Regions from separate parts of the Homo sapiens genome. Here region 2 is linked to region 1. A link is an interaction called in ENCODE POLR2A ChIA-PET data of the cell type or tissue named here. Cell type or tissue: Panc1. All regions are shown on one strand. Links, peaks and the distances in the headings refer to the core of each region. The heading gives the core; the rest is flanking DNA.

What was found. ChIA-PET counts read pairs that join two places held together with the same protein. Peaks named below come from ENCODE experiments on the same cell type or tissue, not always from the same donor. Only the 100,000 strongest peaks of a DNase experiment are listed, where the experiment ranks them.
Region 2: POLR2A ChIA-PET joins it to region 1 with 5 read pairs; 3 of 35 experiments call an interaction of 5 or more read pairs at or near these places.

What each region holds. Positions count from the first base shown.
Region 1 is chr19:38,601,465-38,607,964 of GRCh38, forward strand. MAP4K1 (mitogen-activated protein kinase kinase kinase kinase 1) reads right to left here. Exons shown (of 31, transcript NM_001042600.3): 16 at 6,400-6,447; 17 at 4,709-4,751; 18 at 4,104-4,266; 19 at 3,945-4,027; 20 at 1-61. MAP4K1-AS1 (MAP4K1 antisense RNA 1) reads left to right here. Exons shown (of 3, transcript NR_134907.1): 3 at 1-230. Among named protein-coding and RNA genes, the nearest start is that of MAP4K1-AS1, 8.4 kb to the left of the region's middle. RefSeq lists an enhancer at 6,006-6,500. In Panc1, for the core only: no CTCF peak of the experiment used is centred there; no DNase peak of the experiment used is centred there.
Region 2 is chr19:38,709,619-38,712,118 of GRCh38, forward strand. It overlaps ACTN4 (actinin alpha 4), which reads left to right. Exons shown (of 21, transcript NM_004924.6): 8 at 639-724. All of the region lies in intron 1 of LOC107985291 (a long non-coding RNA gene), which reads right to left. Among named protein-coding and RNA genes, the nearest start is that of CAPN12, 34 kb to the right of the region's middle. In Panc1, for the core only: no CTCF peak of the experiment used is centred there; no DNase peak of the experiment used is centred there; H3K27ac peaks cover 2,371 bases.

The sequences.
Region 1 (6,500 bases), core at 4,001-6,500:
CGGCCGTGCTGTGGATCCGGAGGGGGCAGCCATTGAACAACTTTACGAGAAGGGCACATCCCTGGGCAGGTCGCCGCGGGGCCAGGCAGCAGATCCGGCAAAGAGAGCAGGGAACAGGAAGGGGCAGTGGTTACGACTTTGGAGCGAGAGTGCCAAGGTTCAAATCCTGCCTCTTACCTTGGTGCAATTTCCCATAATCTATCCCTGTAATACACTTTTTCATACATTGAGTTTTCTTTTCAGTTTGTTTTTGTTTTTTTTTGTTGTTGTTATATATTTCTTTTTTTAGTTTTTCCTCCACTATCCTAAATCATCAGCATTTGTTTTTTTTAAGACAGAGTCTCACTCGGTTGCCCAGGCTGGAATGCAATGACATGATCTCAGCTCACTACAACCTCTGCTTCCCAAGTTCAACTGATTCTCATGCCTAAGCCTTCTGAGTAGCTGGGACCAAAGGCGTGTGCCACCACACCCAGCTAATTTTTGTATTTTTAGTAGAGATGGAGTTTTGCCATGTTGCCCAGGCTGGTCTTGAACTCTTGGCCTCATGTGATTCACCTGCCTCAGCCTCCCAAAGTGCTGAGATTACAGGCGTGAGGCACCACTCCCAGCTGTCAGTTTTGTTTTTGGAGATGGAGTCTCACTCTGTTGCCCAGGCTGGAGTGCAGTGATGCAATCTCAGCTCACTGCAACCTCCACCTCCTGGGCTCAAGCAATTCTTCTGCCTCAGCCTCCTGAATAGCTGGGATTACTGGCACACAACACCACGCCTGGCTAATTTTTGTATTTTAGTAGAGACAGGGTTTCGCCATGTTGGCCAGGCTGGTCTCGAACTCCTGACCTCAGGTGATGCGTCTGCCTTGGTCTCCCAAAGTGCTGGGATTACAGGCATGAGCCACTGTGCCTGGCCAGCATATATATATATACACATATACATATATATATAGACACACACACACACACACACATATATATACACACACACATACATATATACACACATATACATATATACACACATATACATATATACATATATACACGTGTACATATATACGCATATACATATATACACATATACATATATATACACACATATACATATATACATATATATACACATGTACATATATACGCATATACATATATATACACATATACATATATATACACACCTATACATATATACATATATACACATGTACATATATACGCATATACATATATACACACATATACATGTATACATATATACACACATATACATGTATACATATATACACATGTACATATATACGCATATACATATATACACATATACATATATACACACATACATATATACATATATACACATGTACATATATACGCATATACATATATACACATATACATATATACACATGTACATATATACTTATATACACATGTACATATATACACACATGTACACATATACGCATATACATATATACACATACATATATACACACATATACACATGCACATATATACGCATATACATATATACATATACATATATACACACATATACATGTATACATATATACACATGTACATATATACGCATATACATATACACATATACATATATACACATGTACATATATACACATGTACATATATACACATGTACATATATACGCATATACATATATACACACATATACATGTATACATATATACACATGTACATATATACGCATATACATATATACACATACATATATACACATATACATATACACATATATATACACATGTACATATATACGCATATACATATATACACATACATATACACACACACATACATGTATACATATATACACATGTACATATATACGCATATACATATATACACATATACATATATACACACATATACATATATACACATGTACATATATATGCATATACATATATATACACGTATACATATATACACACATATACATGTATATGTGTGTGTATATATGTATATGTATATATGTATGATTAATTATGCTATGCATTTCATCTTTGAATCATTTCCAGTGCTGGAGGTATAAATTATACATACTTTTAGCCGGTAGCCAACCAGGCACGGCTGTAATCCCACCAGTTTGGGAGGCCGAGGTGGGAGGATCACTTAAGCCCAGGAGTTCAGGACCAGCTTGGGCAACATAGTGAGACCCTGCCTCTATAAAACATTTTTTTAAAAATTAGCCAAGCTGGGCCGGGCGCGGTGGCTCACGCCTGTAATGCCAGCACTTTGGGAGGCCGAGGCTGGCAGATAACTTGAGGTCAGGAGTTTGAGACCAGCCTGGCCAACATGGCAAAACTCCGTCTCTACTAAAAATACAAAAATTAGCTGGGCGTGGTGGTGGGCGCCTGTAGTCATGGCTACTTAGGAGGCTGAGGCAGGAGGATCACTTAGACTGGGGAGGCAGAGGTTGCAGTGAGCCAAGATAGCACCACTGCACTCCAGCCTGGGCGACAGAGTGAGACTCCATCTCAGAAAAAAAAAAAAAAAATTAGCCAAGCGCTACTAGGGAGGGTGAGGTGCATGGATTGCTTGAGTCTCCGAGGTCAAGGCTGCAGTGAGCCATGATCGCGCCACTGCACTCCAGCAGCCTGGGCGACAGAGCGAGATACTATCTCAAAAAAAAAAAAAAAAAAAAAAAAAGACTTTAGAGAGTTCTAATTCATTTTATGCATTTGTTGGCAAATTTGATGCCACAAAGGTGCATTATCACAACACTGACTACGTGTGTAGGCATTATGCATGTACGTAAAAACACTGAAACTTCCTGAATAAAGAGATGTTCTTTTTGTACATCTCCATTTATGAGAGGTAAAATTTCTTGAGATCTTGGCTCTTTGGGCAACTGCATATGTGGTAGTGACTCATGGAGGTTTTGATGGATCTTGTCAAAAGACTCTAACTTCTGGACTCAAGCAATCCTCCCACCTCAGCTTCCCAAGTAGCTGGGACCATAGGTGTGTGCCACCACGCCCAGCTAATTTTTTAAATTTTTAGTAGCTGGGCGCGGTGGCTCATGACTGTAATCCCAGCACTTTGGGAGGCCGAGGCGGGCAGATCACAAGGTCAGGAGATCGAGACCATCCTGGCTAACACGGTGAAACCCCGTCTCTACTAAAAATACAAAAAATTAGCCGGGCCTGGTGGCGGGCACCTGTAGTCCCAGCTACTCGGGAGGCTGAGGCAGGAGAATGGTGTGAACCTGGGAGGCGGAGCTTGCAGTGAGCCGAGATCGCGCCACTGCACTCCAGCCTGGGTGACACAGTGAGACTCTGTCTCAAAAAAAAAAAAGCATGCCAGACGCGGTGGCTCATGCCTGTAATCCCAGCACTTTGGGAGGCCGAGGCAGGTGGATCACCTGAGGTCAGGAGTTCAAGACGAGCCTAACCAACATGGTGAAACCCCACCTCTACTAAAAATACAAAATTAGCCGGGCATGGTGCTGCATTGCCTGTAATCTCAGCTACTCCGGAGGCTGAGGCAGGAGAATCACTTGAACTAGGGAGGCGGAGGTTGTAGTGAGCTAAGATCGCGCCACTGTACTCTAGCCTGGGCAACAAGCAAAACTCCGTCTTTAAAAAAAAAAAAAAAAAAGCAGAAACAACAATCCTGCCTCAGCCTGCCTCCTCAAAGGTATTTATATGACCTTGGGTAAGCCACTTACCCTCTCTGTGCTTCAATTTCCCCATTTGTGAAATGGGGGATAACATCTCTGTGATATCTTCTTCACTCTGTGAAGCTTTATGCCATGTAATGATAGGAGATAAGTGTAGGGCACAGAGAAGCGCTCAACAAATGTCACCTGTTGTTACTGTCAGTCCTGCCACCCCCTCCCCACCCCACCAGGCATCCCCAGCCCCGTCCAGAGGTGTAAGTCCTCAGCAGAGCTGAACCTCACCTTTCTCTTCATCTTTTCCTTCTTGGGGGGCAGAAGTGGGGGCTTGTCAAGCTCCCGGGAGGGTGGGTTCCAGAGTGAGGGTTCTGAGAGGGGTTAGGAGAAAATCAGCCCCCAAGAACCCCCAACCCTCCCGCCCTCCACCCTAGCCTGTCCCATTACCTGAATGGGCGGTGAGGTGGGGGCTGCTGGTGGATGGGGGAGGCCCAGGACGGGGGCTGTTTGGTGGGGGCCCACTGGCACACCGGACCAGCACCCCCGGGCTCAGCTGCCCATCATCCCCCATGCTCCCAGGACCCTCGTCTGATGGAGAACGGAACTTGGGCTTTGGAGACGGGAATGGAGCGTGGGGAAATACATCAGATGATCTCAGAGAGGGCACCCTTTTGCAACTCAAGTCCCTGCCTCCACCAGAACTAACAGCTGTGGCTCTGACCCACCCCCCCGACAACATCTTGTGCCCCCTCCAGCCTTCCCCTGACATCCCCAGCCTGGACATCAACACACTTCAGAAACTAATGGGTTAATGCTGGATATATAGCAGGGGCTTCCTAGGACCAGCTACTGACCAGTGTCTAAGAGGCTAAATATTTTGAATCCGACCCTGAGGTTGAGGGATGCCACTTCCAGATCCCAATGTAGCCATCATCCTGGTCTCCCCAATTCCCTGCCCTGGAGAGCCCAGTATCCCAGCATCTAAGGACCTGGCCTCCTGGCCCCCAGTGGCCCTGAGGCCCCAGCCTCCCAGCTCTGGCCCAGGGCCTTACCTTGGGGGGAAGTGGAGGAGGTGTGTCCTCTGCAGGGGTGGGGCTGAAACACAAAGATGGGTTAAATAGCTGGGGGGCTGGGGAACAAGGACTCGGGGAAGATGGCATGGTTCTGGGCTGGAGGCCCGGGACTGGGGTCTGAGGTGAGGAGGATTAAGGGATGACTGGTTCTGCCTGGAGCAGAGGATTAAAGGATTAATAGCCAGGCTGGACATAGTGGCTCATGCCTGTAATCGCAGTGCTTTGGGAGGCCAGGGCAGGATGGCTTGAGCCCAGGAATTCGAGACTAGCCTGGGCAGCATAGCAAGACCTTGTCTCCAGAAAAAAATTAAAAATTAGCCAGGCGTGGCAGGTGCGCCTGTGACCGCAGCTACTCAGGAGGCTGAGGTGGGAGGATTGCTTGAGCCTGGGAGGTTGAGGCTGCAGTAAGCCATCATTGCACTCCTGCACTTAGCCTTGGTGCCAAAACAAATCATGAGTTTGAGACCAGCCTGGACAACATGGCAAGACCCCATCCTACAAAAAAATGATTAGCCTGTTTCCAAAAAAAAGACTAATAACAGTAACAGCAACTCTTGGAGGTGGAGTGCTGACAGTGCACCACGGCTTTGCACCTTTACACCACCTAGTAACACAGGTGACATCAGCGCCGTGGCCCTGCTCTCCCTGTGCTGGCGCCACACACAGGCTGTCGCACGTGATGGGTGAAGTGAGTGCGCGCACCTGGATGGAGCCTGACTCGGCCTGTGGGCTGGGGAGTATGGGGGCCTGGGCTGACTGTTGGGTCTGGATCTGGGGCTCAGTATCTGGTCTTTGGGAGATTTCCAGGTGCCAAGGTTCAGCCTGAGGGCGGGCAAAAAGATAGGAAAAGCTGAGGGCTGGGGCTGAAGGCTGGAGGGTGGGTCTGGGGTGAGAGTGACATTCGGGAGGAGTTTGAGACTGGGATGTGGCTGAGGGTGCAGGGTCATGGAGGATAGGTGGGGTCAAGTCAGAGATTGGAGCAGCAGCACATTCTAGAAGGAACTGGGGTCAGCTCTGGGGTGGAGAGCAGGTGGGGGGCTGACGCTGAGGGTCAAGTCAAAAGATTGTATAAGAAGATGGAAGGAGGCCAAGTGCAGTGGCTCACACCTGTAATCGCAGCACTTTGGGAGGCTGAGATGGGCGGATCATGAGGTCAGGAGTTTGAAACCAGCCTGGCCAACATGGTGAAACCCCATCTCTACTAAAAATACAAAAAATTAGCTGGGCATGGTGGCAGGTGCCTGTAATCCCAGCTACTCAGGAGGCTGAGACAGGAGAATCGCTTGAACCCGGGGAGCCGAGGTTGTAGTGAGCTGAGACTACGTCACTGCACTCCAGCCTGGGCCACAGAGTGAGACTCCATCTCAAAAAAAAAAAAAAAAAAAAAGAAGAAGGTGGAAGGAAAGAAGGAAAGTGGGAGCTGGAGCTGGGATCAGGTTGGGGGTCAGGGGTTGGAGGTGAAGGGTTAAGGGAGGTGGGGTTAGGGAACAGGGCCTAGGTAGCTGGGCAGAGGGGCTGCATTGAGGGTCTAATCAGGGCTCAGGGCTCGGGGCTAGAAGAAAGGCAGGGGTGCAGCGGGGTCAGGAGTGGAGGAAAGGCCACATCAGGGGATTGTAGGAAGGTGGGGGCTGAGGTGGGGCCTGTGGAGCTGCAGGCAGGGCCTCACTTACATGTCCACGTCGTCATAGTCATCGTCAGACGACTCTGACAGTTGCTTCCTGAAGGGTGACAGGTATGAGCCTTGGGGGCCTTGTCCACATTCCAGCCCCCT
Region 2 (2,500 bases), core at 1-2,500, 100 kb after region 1:
TGATTCTGGGTGAACTGGGGACAGCCATGTCGCCCTGGGAGACAGAGCAAGGGTAGCCTGGGCTGGCCAGATGCCTTCAGGGATGAAGAAGCGTATGGGGAGGGGGAGCTGAAGGATCAACTCTCCTGAGGGTGCATCTCCTCAGGGCCCAGGAAGGGCAAGGTGGCTGAGGAGGGGTGCTTCAGGCTTCCTGCGAGCAACCCTGGCCTCTCCCTCCCTACCTGCAGCAGGCATGGAGTATGGAGCCCGACAAAGTGGAGTGTTTTGTTTTTTCCTTTTCCGGCTTTGCTCCATTTCCCAGCCATGCACTGCCCCATTTCCTAGCCATGCACTGCCCCAGCTGGGACCTGTGTCTCTGGCCTCTGGTGGCCCTTGGAGTTGACTGTCCTGCTGCTCCTTGAGGCCATTCTCAGAGAGAGGAAGTGGCCTCATTTTAATCCGCTTCCCACAGCCTTGTCCTTTCCAGACCCATGGGAGAGGGAGGGGCTGAGGGTGTGGCTGAGCCCACCCAAGTCACGCGTCACTCTGCAGGTCCCTCTCCCCCAAGGCCGTGGCCTTGGGAGCCCGTGGATCCCAGTGAGTGACGCCTCCACCCCCCGCCCTACTCGGGCAGTTTAACCCTTGTTGTTCACTTGCAGACATCGTGAACACGGCCCGGCCCGACGAGAAGGCCATAATGACCTATGTGTCCAGCTTCTACCATGCCTTTTCAGGAGCGCAGAAGGTACCGAGCAGGGCCAGGCAGGCCCTCCTCGCCGCCACCGCGCAATGCCGCCGCTGCCTCTCGCCTCCCGTGCTCACCTCATTTCTCTTGCAGACGGCAGTGGCCTCTCTCCAACTGGAAGCCACCCCCAGCTCCCTGGCGTTGCTGCCCCCTCAGCCTTAGCTCACACACCTATTGGGTACCTCATCTGTGCCAGGCTTTTCCAGGCATTGAGGATGCCCTGGTGACTGAGTCAGACAAGGTCCCTGTTCTCAGGGCACTTCCATGCTAGTGGGAGAAACATACAGCAGGCCTGTCACAGGAGTGGAATAGAGAAAATGGGGCCAGATGGGGGACAGAGATGGCTGGGGTGACCTTCAGCTGGTGCTGTCAATGTGGAGGGGTGAAGTGAGCAGGTACTTGCAGCAGGAGCTGCTAGATGCAGGCTGGGGCACAGGTGTTCCAGGCAGAGGGTGAAGCACTACGAAGGCCCTGAGACAGGAAGAAGCTTGGCGTATTCAGGGACCAGCTAGAGAGGAGTGAGTGACACGCAGTGATGGGTCAGGCCCAACAAGACCCTTGTGGTGTGGGATAAGAAATTCATGTTCCACTCTGAGGGCCATGGGAGCCCCTTAGGGTCTTACTCCGTGGTGGGAGCTGCTCACTCACATTTTCAGACAGATCATTTAGCAACTGACTCCTCCAACCCAAAACAAAGCTGCCTTTATAGGGCCCACAGCTAGTCTGTCTCCAGCCCAGGCCGGTTAGAAAAGGAATGCACCCTATTCGGACTCCACAAAACCCCGCAAGGCATGTCCACGCAGGCCTGGGGCTGGCTTCCAGTCCAGAGCAAGTGCTCTTCCTCCTGCATGAGCCTCAGGCCGGCCCGGCCGCCCTCCCTGCGTCTTTCACTCTCTCCTGCCTCTCTCTCTCTTTCTCTCTCTCTCTGTGCAGATATTGTGGGCACTCTGAGGCCAGATGAGAAGGCCATCATGACTTACGTGTCCTGCTTCTACCACGCTTTCTCGGGGGCTCAGAAGGTGAGCTGGGCCAGGCACACCTCGCTGCTGGGGCTGCAGACCTGCCTTCACCACCGCCCTTGCATCACCGCTGGCCATCTGTGGTTGGAGCCCTGGCCAGGCCGTGGGCCGCCACACCACACAGACTGACCCTGCCGGCCTCTGACTCGGAAGGTCCCCTGGGGCAGGTTTCCCGCCTGGCCGGTGCTGGGCCTGTGCTGAGGAGTCACAGACCTCTGTTTGAACACAGCCCACCCTGGGAGGTGGGTGGTGGCATCCTAGGCTCTCAGGCGGGGAAACTGAAGCCCTGCATTACAGTCAATGGCAGAGCTGGGATTTGACTGCCCGGCGTTCCCACTCGCCCTGTCCATCATCTGCACCAGGGCTGCCTGCCTGCCCCTGCCAAGCCCTTCGTGGGGAGCACTGGGCTTTACCCGTTTTGCAGCTCCTTCCTGCCAGGAAAGGCTCAGCATGTGCAGCCCAACCTGCACTCACGGTCCCAGCCCTCCAGAGGCCAGGCAGAGCCCACAGAGCTTGCGTGGCAGTGGCCGCCCTCCTGGGCCCAGCTGACCTCATGCTGCCTCACAGCTCCTGCCGGGCCCTCAGCGTTCACGCAGAGGCCCAAGCACTGCTCCCCCCGCTTGCCTTGTGGTCTCTGAAGTATCTCAGGCAGCATTCCCGATGCCTGCTTTGAAGTGTCAGCAGTTGGCACAGGTTCAGAGGAGGAGGCAGAATCGATTCTTGTTTACTGAACATGTACTACACGCTAGGCACCCTC